Regions from separate parts of the Homo sapiens genome. Here region 1 is linked to region 2. The links are chromatin loops, found by intact Hi-C in ENCODE. Cell type or tissue: IMR-90. All regions are shown on one strand. Each heading gives the region's core, and the rest is flanking DNA. Links, peaks and the distances in the headings are about the cores only.

Evidence for each region. Hi-C counts contacts between places; a loop is a spot of excess contacts. Peaks named below come from ENCODE experiments on the same cell type or tissue, not always from the same donor. Only the 100,000 strongest peaks of a DNase experiment are listed, where the experiment ranks them.
Region 1: it touches region 2 in a loop (2.3-fold over the local background); 1 of 110 quality-filtered maps calls a loop at or near these places.

The regions. Positions count from the first base shown.
Region 1 is chr5:56,505,377-56,509,769 of GRCh38, forward strand. No RefSeq gene overlaps it. Among named protein-coding and RNA genes, the nearest start is that of LINC01948, 26 kb to the left of the region's middle. In IMR-90, for the core only: no CTCF peak of the experiment used is centred there; no DNase peak of the experiment used is centred there.
Region 2 is chr5:56,604,868-56,609,260 of GRCh38, forward strand. C5orf67 (chromosome 5 putative open reading frame 67) reads right to left here and starts at 1,389. Exons shown (of 6, transcript NR_161255.1): 1 at 1,155-1,389. In IMR-90, for the core only: no CTCF peak of the experiment used is centred there; no DNase peak of the experiment used is centred there; H3K27ac peaks cover 798 bases; H3K27me3 peaks cover 393 bases.

The DNA of each region.
Region 1 (4,393 bases), core at 311-4,310, 99 kb before region 2:
ATTTTATCTTCTACCAGTGGCAGACATTACTTAACAATCATGGCATTCACTGAACAGAGCTTCAGAATACATTCAGTGCAGTGCCTCAAATAGCATTTTTTTTTTTTTTAAAGAAAGGGTATGTGACTTTGGGAGACTGAGGCAGGTGGATCATGAGGTCAAGAAATTGAGACCATCCTGGCCAACATGGTGAAACCCTGTCTCTACTAAAAATACAAAAATTAGCTGGGTGTGGTGGCATGTGCCTATAGTCCCAGGTACTTGGGAGGCTGAGGCAGGAGAATTGCTTGAACCCAGGAGGCAGAGATTGCAGTGAACTGAGATCGCGCCACTGCACTTCAGCCTCCAGCCTGGCGACAGAGCAAGACTCTGTCTCAAAAAAAAAAAGGTATATGAAGAGATGAAATAATGTTGCCAATAGCTAGCATTAATTGTGTGCCTACCAAGTCCCATACATTGTTTAAGTTCTTTACACATATAAACCCATTTTTTCCTCATGACCACCCTATCAAGTAGGCACCAATAGAATTAACATTTTTCTGGTGGGGACAATGAGGCACAGGCGCCCAGCAAAGAAGTGGAAGAACTTGGATTTGAACTCAGGCCATCTGGCTCCAGAGCTGTGATCATTGTCATTCTGCTATACTGCTCTCTCTCACTCTAGGGGCAGTACTAGAGTTAATGGGGGGATATTGCAAAGAGTCAACTTGGGTCAAAAAAAGAAAATAACTTTTTTTTTTACAGTAGGATGGTTCCAATAATTGAATTGATAGTCACTTGTAATATTCATCTCCCTATCACTAGAGACACCAAGCAGAGTTGTAGAGCTATCTGTTAGGGTTGTGGTGCAATTAGTTTCTGAACTGGATAAAGAATGGAGTGAGTTGGGTTATAGCACTTCAACTTCCATTTGGCTCTAAAAGTCAAGGATTCCTTGACTTAAGCAAGGATTCCTTGACTTAAGCAGTGCGAGCAAAACTAGAAGGAACCACAAGTGACATCCTTCCTGATTCCTTTTTACCATATCCTTTACCCCCCAGCATTGTCGAGCAGAAAGAATGCCCAAAATTTGAATAAATCACACTGCATTTCAAAAATAGACACTCACTAGATGCCATATAAAACTCACACAGCCCCAGAATACAAACAGTAGTTGTGAAAAACTAAACTGAATTCTATCAAACCATTGTTCCTTCATTAGTCTGAGCAGTCTTACTCCTCTTCTTATCACACTTTTCTGGGAAAGGGGACAAGTTACAGCAACAATAAAAGTTAGGTAAGTTTGTTAGTTGTCAATGAAGTTGACAATGTCTTCAAATATTAACTCTCTCTTTATCGTGCCTCAAGAATGGCATGCTTTGCAAGGCAAGCATCCTTCTCTGGAATGTGACCTTGGCCCTTCCAAGGAGCAGCAAAGAAAAATGCCATCCCTATGAGGTTACCATTTACTGATGGGAAAGAAAATTAATGGCGGTTGCCAAATCATTGCAGATGAAACTCACATATGTCAAATACTGAGGAATCTTCTAATACATTATGTGTCATTCCTTCCAAGATTTTTATCCAAACAGCTCTTCTACACTTCTGAAAGTCTGTAGTGTTACACTGTGAGCCAAGTGTGAATGGCCTGTGTCACTTGTACACAGCTCCTGTGACCTCCTGTTTCAAGACAGAGTTTGACCCTTTCCTTGGACCAGCTCCAACCCAGACTGTAGCCTTACTTCCTAAATTTTTTTTTTTTTAGACGGAGTCTCACTCTGTCGCCCAGGCTGGAGTGCAATGGCGTGATCTCGGCTCACGGCAACCTCCACCTCCCAGGTTCAAGCAATTCTCCTGCCTCAGCCTCCTGAGTAGCTGGGATTACAGGCACACACCACCATGCCTGGTTAATTTTTTTTTTTTTGTACTTTTAGTAGAGACTGGGTTTCACCATGTTGGTCAGGCTGGTCTCGAACTCCTGACCTCGTGATCCACCTCCCTCAGCCTCCCAAAGTACTGGGATTACAGGCTTGAGCCAGCATGCCTGGCCCTTACTTCCTAAAACTTAAAGAACAAAACTCACAGAGGAGTCCCTTCTGATTGACTGGTATACTTCAGAGGACCCACCCCTAGGATCAGCTTGAGTCCAAACTCCACTACTGAACCAACACATGGCACCTTGGGTGAGTCACTTAAGGCCTCCACTTTCTGTCACTTATTTTCTGATACCTGGAATAGAGATAGTGACCTTTGGTCTTGACTAAATCACAAACAAAAAAAGTGAAGATAAAAGAAAACTCAGTAATATATAAAGACTGGTTAGAAACACAGGCGTAACAGAGACACAAGGGCAGTAGAGTACCCTTTCAGTGATTCACTTACAGAGGTAGTTCTGGAGAGTCCACAGGGGGTGTAGTTATAACCAGCAGGTGCTAGTGTTTATACAGGACGGATCAAAATCTGTCCTCAGGATTTAAATATACTAGACTATTGAAACTGGATACCTAATTCCAGGTTTGAGTAATTATGAAAAAGTAGATGTATAGTTGCAGTGGGGGAAAAAGGTTTATGTTTCCATTTAATAGTTTTCCAAATGTATGTTCTGAGAAAGACTTAACAAATGGGTTTATAAGGATCAAGCAGTCTGCTACTAGACCAATGTAAACCTAAACAACTAAATAGAAAAAAAATGTTGTTTTGAAAGTTGGGTTTTAGATTTTAAGGAGATTTGGAGGGAATAATAGGAAAGATTGTTAGATAAACTTGTTTACTGCTTAAGAAAAAATAGTCATAAGTTAATACATGATGATAGAAATAAAGGAAGAAGAATGACAGCTAACATTTCTGAATACTTACATTCTATGTATTTACATCCTGGCTACTTACATTCTTTCCCTATTCTAAGCACTTTTCACGTATTAACTCATGTCCTCATAGCAACCTTCTAATCTAAGTATTATAACATTATTATCCTCATTTTACAGATAAGTAAACTGAGGTAGTAATCATCCTCTTCTCACTCTTCTCAGCAATCAAACTTCATACTTAAGACCAGCCTGTGAGGTGTGCATTACACATCCTCTATGTGGTTGGTTAATGAAACTGAGATTCAGCCATGTTCAGGTCATACAGTTGGCAACATCAGAATGTGACCCTGATCTCCTAACTTGAAGAACTTTCTCTCCTGAATTGGGATGCCATCCAGTTAAGCCATAATAATGTGCTAGAAGTCCTTGTCTAAAGACTTTCTGAAATTAGATGTCCTCTAATGCATCGTTTAGTGTCTTGGTCCCACACTTGTCTTAGCAGGTCAGCTACATCTGGAAGTGTGTTCAGTCCTGGGTCCTGCTCCAAGCAGGATTTCAGGGCAAGGGCATGGCGCTGGGCGAAAGGTCACTTCCCTTTTGAGATTCTCTGACACTCTGCCCTTTCTTTTTAAGTATCCGGGCACCACTGGGCCTTGAATTGTCCAGGCTACTATCCAGTTATTTCTTAAGGATAACTTTGGCCATCCAAAATAAATCCCAAAAAAGTGACCAGTTAAAATAGTATATTGACAAATTACTACCATGGGTAATATGCATTTTTCTTTTTTTTTTTTTTTCCTCACATATTTTGCTAACTGAGAAAAGGTTGGCACCCCTTGTCTGGTTCTCTGGTCCAATCTATTTGTGTTTCCAAGTTTTGTACTATTAGACTAATAAAAAAATAATGCTCAGAGACTTGTCAGACTTCTTCCTGTATTGAAGCTGACCACTGCACACCCCTGAGACAGTCCCTATGACCGGGTGTTCACCTTGAGGTCATACAGTGCATGGGAACAGTTACATAAAAGCCAAAAGAGGGGCTCAGCATGAGGTCAGGAAGCAGCCACAGGCAGCAATGATCAGCTCTTGCAGTTGTATTCCTGCAGCTCACATGCTCTGCATTTGGGCTGACTTACTCAAAGTTCACCCAAGTAAGCCATTGGATTGATCATGAAATCAGGATTAATTCCCCTGCATGGGGCCTCTGGCCTCTTTCCATCAACATTTTTAGAAGGGTAAAATTTTATGTGTTTTTTAAACTAATTTTTTCTAGTCTTTTCCTTTCATTCATCTGTACTATTGCTTGATTGTAACCATAGTGCATATACAATGGTTTAATCCTGCTTTTTATTTACTTAGTGGCTTATCATGGGCTTTTTTGTTATAGTTGTTTTCTACATAGCCTTCATAGTGACTGTTATTATTTGGCTCATGAGGCAGCCATTTCTACTCCCCTGCTCCCTTGCTTGTCTTCCATTATAGATTAAAACAAAAACCCCAGTGTTTCTAAACACCCTGGTGCCAGGAGTACTCATGTACTAAAAGGCCAAGGAAACATGAAGAGACGTCTACTGAGATACTTTAGAGAAGGATTTTATTTTCCAGAT
Region 2 (4,393 bases), core at 249-4,248:
TCCAGCCTCTCCAGACTCAACAATCTGACTTAGGATCTCAGAATTCCAGGAAATACTAGGGATGGCTTGGCTGCCTCCTTGGTTATAGGTGAGGAAACAGGCGAATGGTGAAATGACTTAACCAAAGTTCCCAGAGCTGGCACATTTATAGCTGAGATCTCCCAATACTGTTGTCTTACTCCTGCACGCAAAAATTAGTGGATGTTTTGTTCTTTTTTTGTCTTTCAAAGGACTTGGTTTCATTGTTAAAAGAAACCTCACTGCAAGTTACCAAGCTGTCAAACCCTGAGGCGGGATGAGCCACTATTTTTCAAATCCGTGCACCAGTAGTGCTTCTGTGACATCACCCAACACAGAATATCTTAAAATCGATTTCAGGAATGGATCTCGTAACCAAAAAACAGCTTGTTCAGAAAGGGGCACCTATGCACGTAGCAGATGCCTTCTATCTGGTCTCCATCTTCTATCAGGTCTCCCTTTCTCTCTCTTTATTACTGCCCCCCACCTCTGGGAAACTGCCACACCCAGCCACTAAGACCAAGACTTTGCGCACTAAGACTGTGTCGACAGATAAGCAGAAAAGTACAGCACTAGTTTCATCTAGTGTTCTGCCCTGTGTTTCAGTTGAGAGAAATTTCACACATATACACAGACACAGACACACACACACATACTCTCTCTCTCTCTCTTCCTAAGAAATGAATATAGAGCAGCTAAAACCAGATAAGTTCTAGATCCCTGAGGCTTGAGACCCAAGCCTGAGACTGTTCTTAATTGGCCTCATTGACAGCAGATGCCCAGCTCCTCTGCCCCACTCTCTAGGATCCTGCACAGATGTGGCCAAATTCTTCCCCACCAAACCAGCTTTAGACTCTCCTGGGCCTGGCGATCCATGCCTTCTTCTTCACCCCTCTCCTGAAGATTCCTGTGACTATGGGTCTGGAAGCCCTTTCTGCCAAGACACCACTTTCCTCTTCTGGTCTCATTTGGTTTGTCTGACCCTTGGCTGGTTCTAATCCTTGGTGGATTCCTTCACATACTGCTCTAAGCTTGCCCTTTGACTGCATTACCTCGAGCCTTTCTACAAGGCACCAGCTCTATTTCCTGGCCAGAAGTAGAAATTCCCTCCCCCGCTGCGCAGAAGTCCCACTCACAGAATTCGGCTTCATTGCTTCTCTGCCTCTCCAGCTCCATTCCTCGAAGAGCAGAGATGACAAGATGTAGGTTCTGTGTATGCATCCATGTTCTCACTGATGGCTCAGCCAGCATCTCTAAAGTTTTTTTTAATGATTAAGGGCCTTTGGGTTCCCCTGTGGCACTTCCTTGGAGGTAAGGGCTCAGGTGAAGTTGTTCATTTGGCTGTTGATCCCAGGGGAGCACAGGGAATATGAAACAGGGAAGAGAGGAAAGCTAATAAAGAATGTGTTAAGAAGCTTTGGGCAATCAGGGCTTCCTCTAGCAGGAAACCCTTAGGAGACTGCAGAACATTCCTTGGAATGAGGGCAAGGACTTTGGATTATTTATCCAGCCAGGACTTTCCCTCTTTGGCCAAGGGTCATTCCTTGGGCAATAATTCCCTGGCACTTGCAGACTAACCTGTGTGCTTCCAAGCTCATTTCTTTTTTCTTTTTTCCTTTTGTCTTTTTTTTTTTTTGAGATGGAGTCTTGCACTGTTGCCCACGTTGGAGTGCAATGGTGCGATCTCGGCTCACTGCAACCTCTGCCTCCTGGGTTCAAGTGATTCTTCTGCCTCAGCCTCCTGAGTAGCTGGGATAACAGGTGCCCGCCACCACACCCAGCTAATTTGTTGTGTTTTTAGTAGAGATGGGGTTTCACTATATTGGCCAGGCTGGTCTTGAACTCCTGACCTTGTGATCCGCCTGCCTCGGCCTCCCAAAGTGCTGGGATTACAGGTGTGAGCCACCATACCCAGCCGCTTCCAAGCTCATTTCTATGGCTGAAGAATGCCCTCAGGCAGAGAGAAGCAGGAGGTTGTCTGTCTACACAGCATGTGACTACAGCCAAACTCTGGGGTGGCCAAGGGGACATGGGTTGGACACCAACAGCGTCTGCTACAAAAGTGGTTGTTGCCACCCCTCAGAATCCCCCTCTCTGTGTGATCTTCCAGATTCAATGTAATACGTACTGAATGCTGCCAAATATAATGTACCAGACTAGACTCAGGTAATCACAAAGATGTGTAAGACAGAGTTCTTCTCCACACAGAACTTTCAATTTGATGTAAGAGACAAACAGAAATAAAAGTCTTTATAGAAAAGTAAGTCTTTATAGAATAAAGAAGAATATGAGAAGGGCTGTATTAGAGCCATGAATCACTGGCTGTGAGAGCTGCGGGAAGATGAGATTAATTTTGACTAGAGGGAGAAGGCTATCAGGGCAGTTTTCCAAAGCTAAAATATTTTAAACATATGCTAAATCGACAGACATCCAATTCCCACCAAGAGCAAAAGAATAAACATTCTTTCGCAGGGCCCTAAAGCCAGAAAGCAGTGAAAGAATTAGAACCATTTTATCTCAATTCACAAAAGGAAATAAGTGACATCTTTCAGTATCACCCCATCTTCTAGATGCAACGTTTAAAACCAAGTCACAAGAGCAAGATGTTCTTCCTGCTCCACGTTCAACTATGCATTTGAAATCTGTTCTCATTTGTCGAAATGAGCAATTAATTAACAGTCTTTGTGAAGTTCTCAGACTCAACAAGTGTGCCCCTCTCCTGCTGCCTCTGCCACAGGCAGCCACTTTGCATGTCCCTGCTTTTGAAAGACAACTTAGGAATGAAGCTAAACGAGACATCAGCAGTTTTCCAAATCCAGGTGAAGAAAGTGAATGACTTCAGCATGAAAGACAGGGCTGGGGCGACAGGGGAGAGCAGGAGACGGATGAGTCAGCCCATGTTCGTGGAAAGCTGGGGTTTGTTGGAAGAATCTCAAGCTTTCATTTTGTGGTGTTTGGAAGCTTAATTCCCAGCTTCTAATTAAACATATAAACTGTAATCACAAAGGTATTTCACAAGTAGTTCCTTGGATGTGGCAGGGGTTCTAAGAACCAATTTGAGATGCAGGGAGGAGCGGGAAAGGCGTGGAGAGGAAGCAGGCCTGGGAGTGAGAGTGTACTGGGCTTCAGGAAGCTACCTGCTGAGGAGGTGCTGGGGACCCCACACCTGAGCTCCACACTGGAGGGATGCAGACAGAGAGGATGGGGATGGAGCCGTGCAGTGGGGCCTTTTTGTTCTTCTTGCCCAGGTCCTTCTCTCCTGCCTCTCTGGCTGCCCGGCTCCAAGTCAGAGACTTGAATATGCAGCTGGAAGTTTGGGTATTGGCAAGAAATAGCAACTGCACCCCACCTCACCATTCAAGTTCATATGTGGCCCTGCCCCTGCCACCCTCTCAGAAAGGAGATGCTAACGGGCAATGACAAGGAGGAAGTTATGGCACAATGGCAGACTTAAAGTGCCCAGTCATGCTATTACTGCACTCAGCTGAGAATTCTGCAGGGGCAGGGAGCGGGGGATGGAAACCCCTGGGCTTCTCTCGTTTTGTCCCCTGCAGAGTGACTCTGCAGCATTATAATATCTGCCCCAGCCAAAACACAACTGCTCTCCTGCCAGAAGGGAGATTTTTGCCAGATGCAAATCACATGCTGGCCAGAAGCACCAAGGCCCTGGGAAGAAGTGTGTGTTTTCTGGTGGGGAGAAGAATGTGGTATTCAGAAGTCCAACTCAAGGAGATATATAGATCTTGAGCCCTTCACCCAAGGTTGCTCTGTGACTCCACTGCCTAGCATGGTTTAACAACCATACAGCTTAACCATAATAGAGACAAGTTCTAGATCAGTGGCACTTGATCCCCCAAGCGGAAACGTTCCAGATCACTGGAGTTTGAGATCCCAGTCTAGCCTGTCTCCTTTTCTCTGCTCACAAGACATTTTATGGATAAGAGCAGGAATGAAACCATAATACGTATGATTTATTGAGGGTCTCAAATGTGCCTGCTGATGCAGAGTCATAATCTCCTCTCACAGCAACACTGAAAAGTAAGTCTTGTCATCCTCCAGTTTATAGTTGGGCTCAGTGGTCAAGATTGATTTGTTAAAGTTTCTATCACTTTGAATTCACCCCTAATCATACAGCTAATAGTACTGAAGCCATCTCTGAATTGAGCTGTGACTGACTGCAAAGGCTTTCTTGTTTCCAGGCCAACATACCATCTCTTCCTGACTTGGAGCACAACCCATTAAATATTCAGACATGTATGTGTGGAAAGCAGTGGCGAGGTTGGCTGTCAGCCAGACATGAATTTGGTTCCACACTCTGCCATGGGAATTTGGGCAAGTTATTTAGCCTTTTTGAGACTCAGTTTCCCCATATATA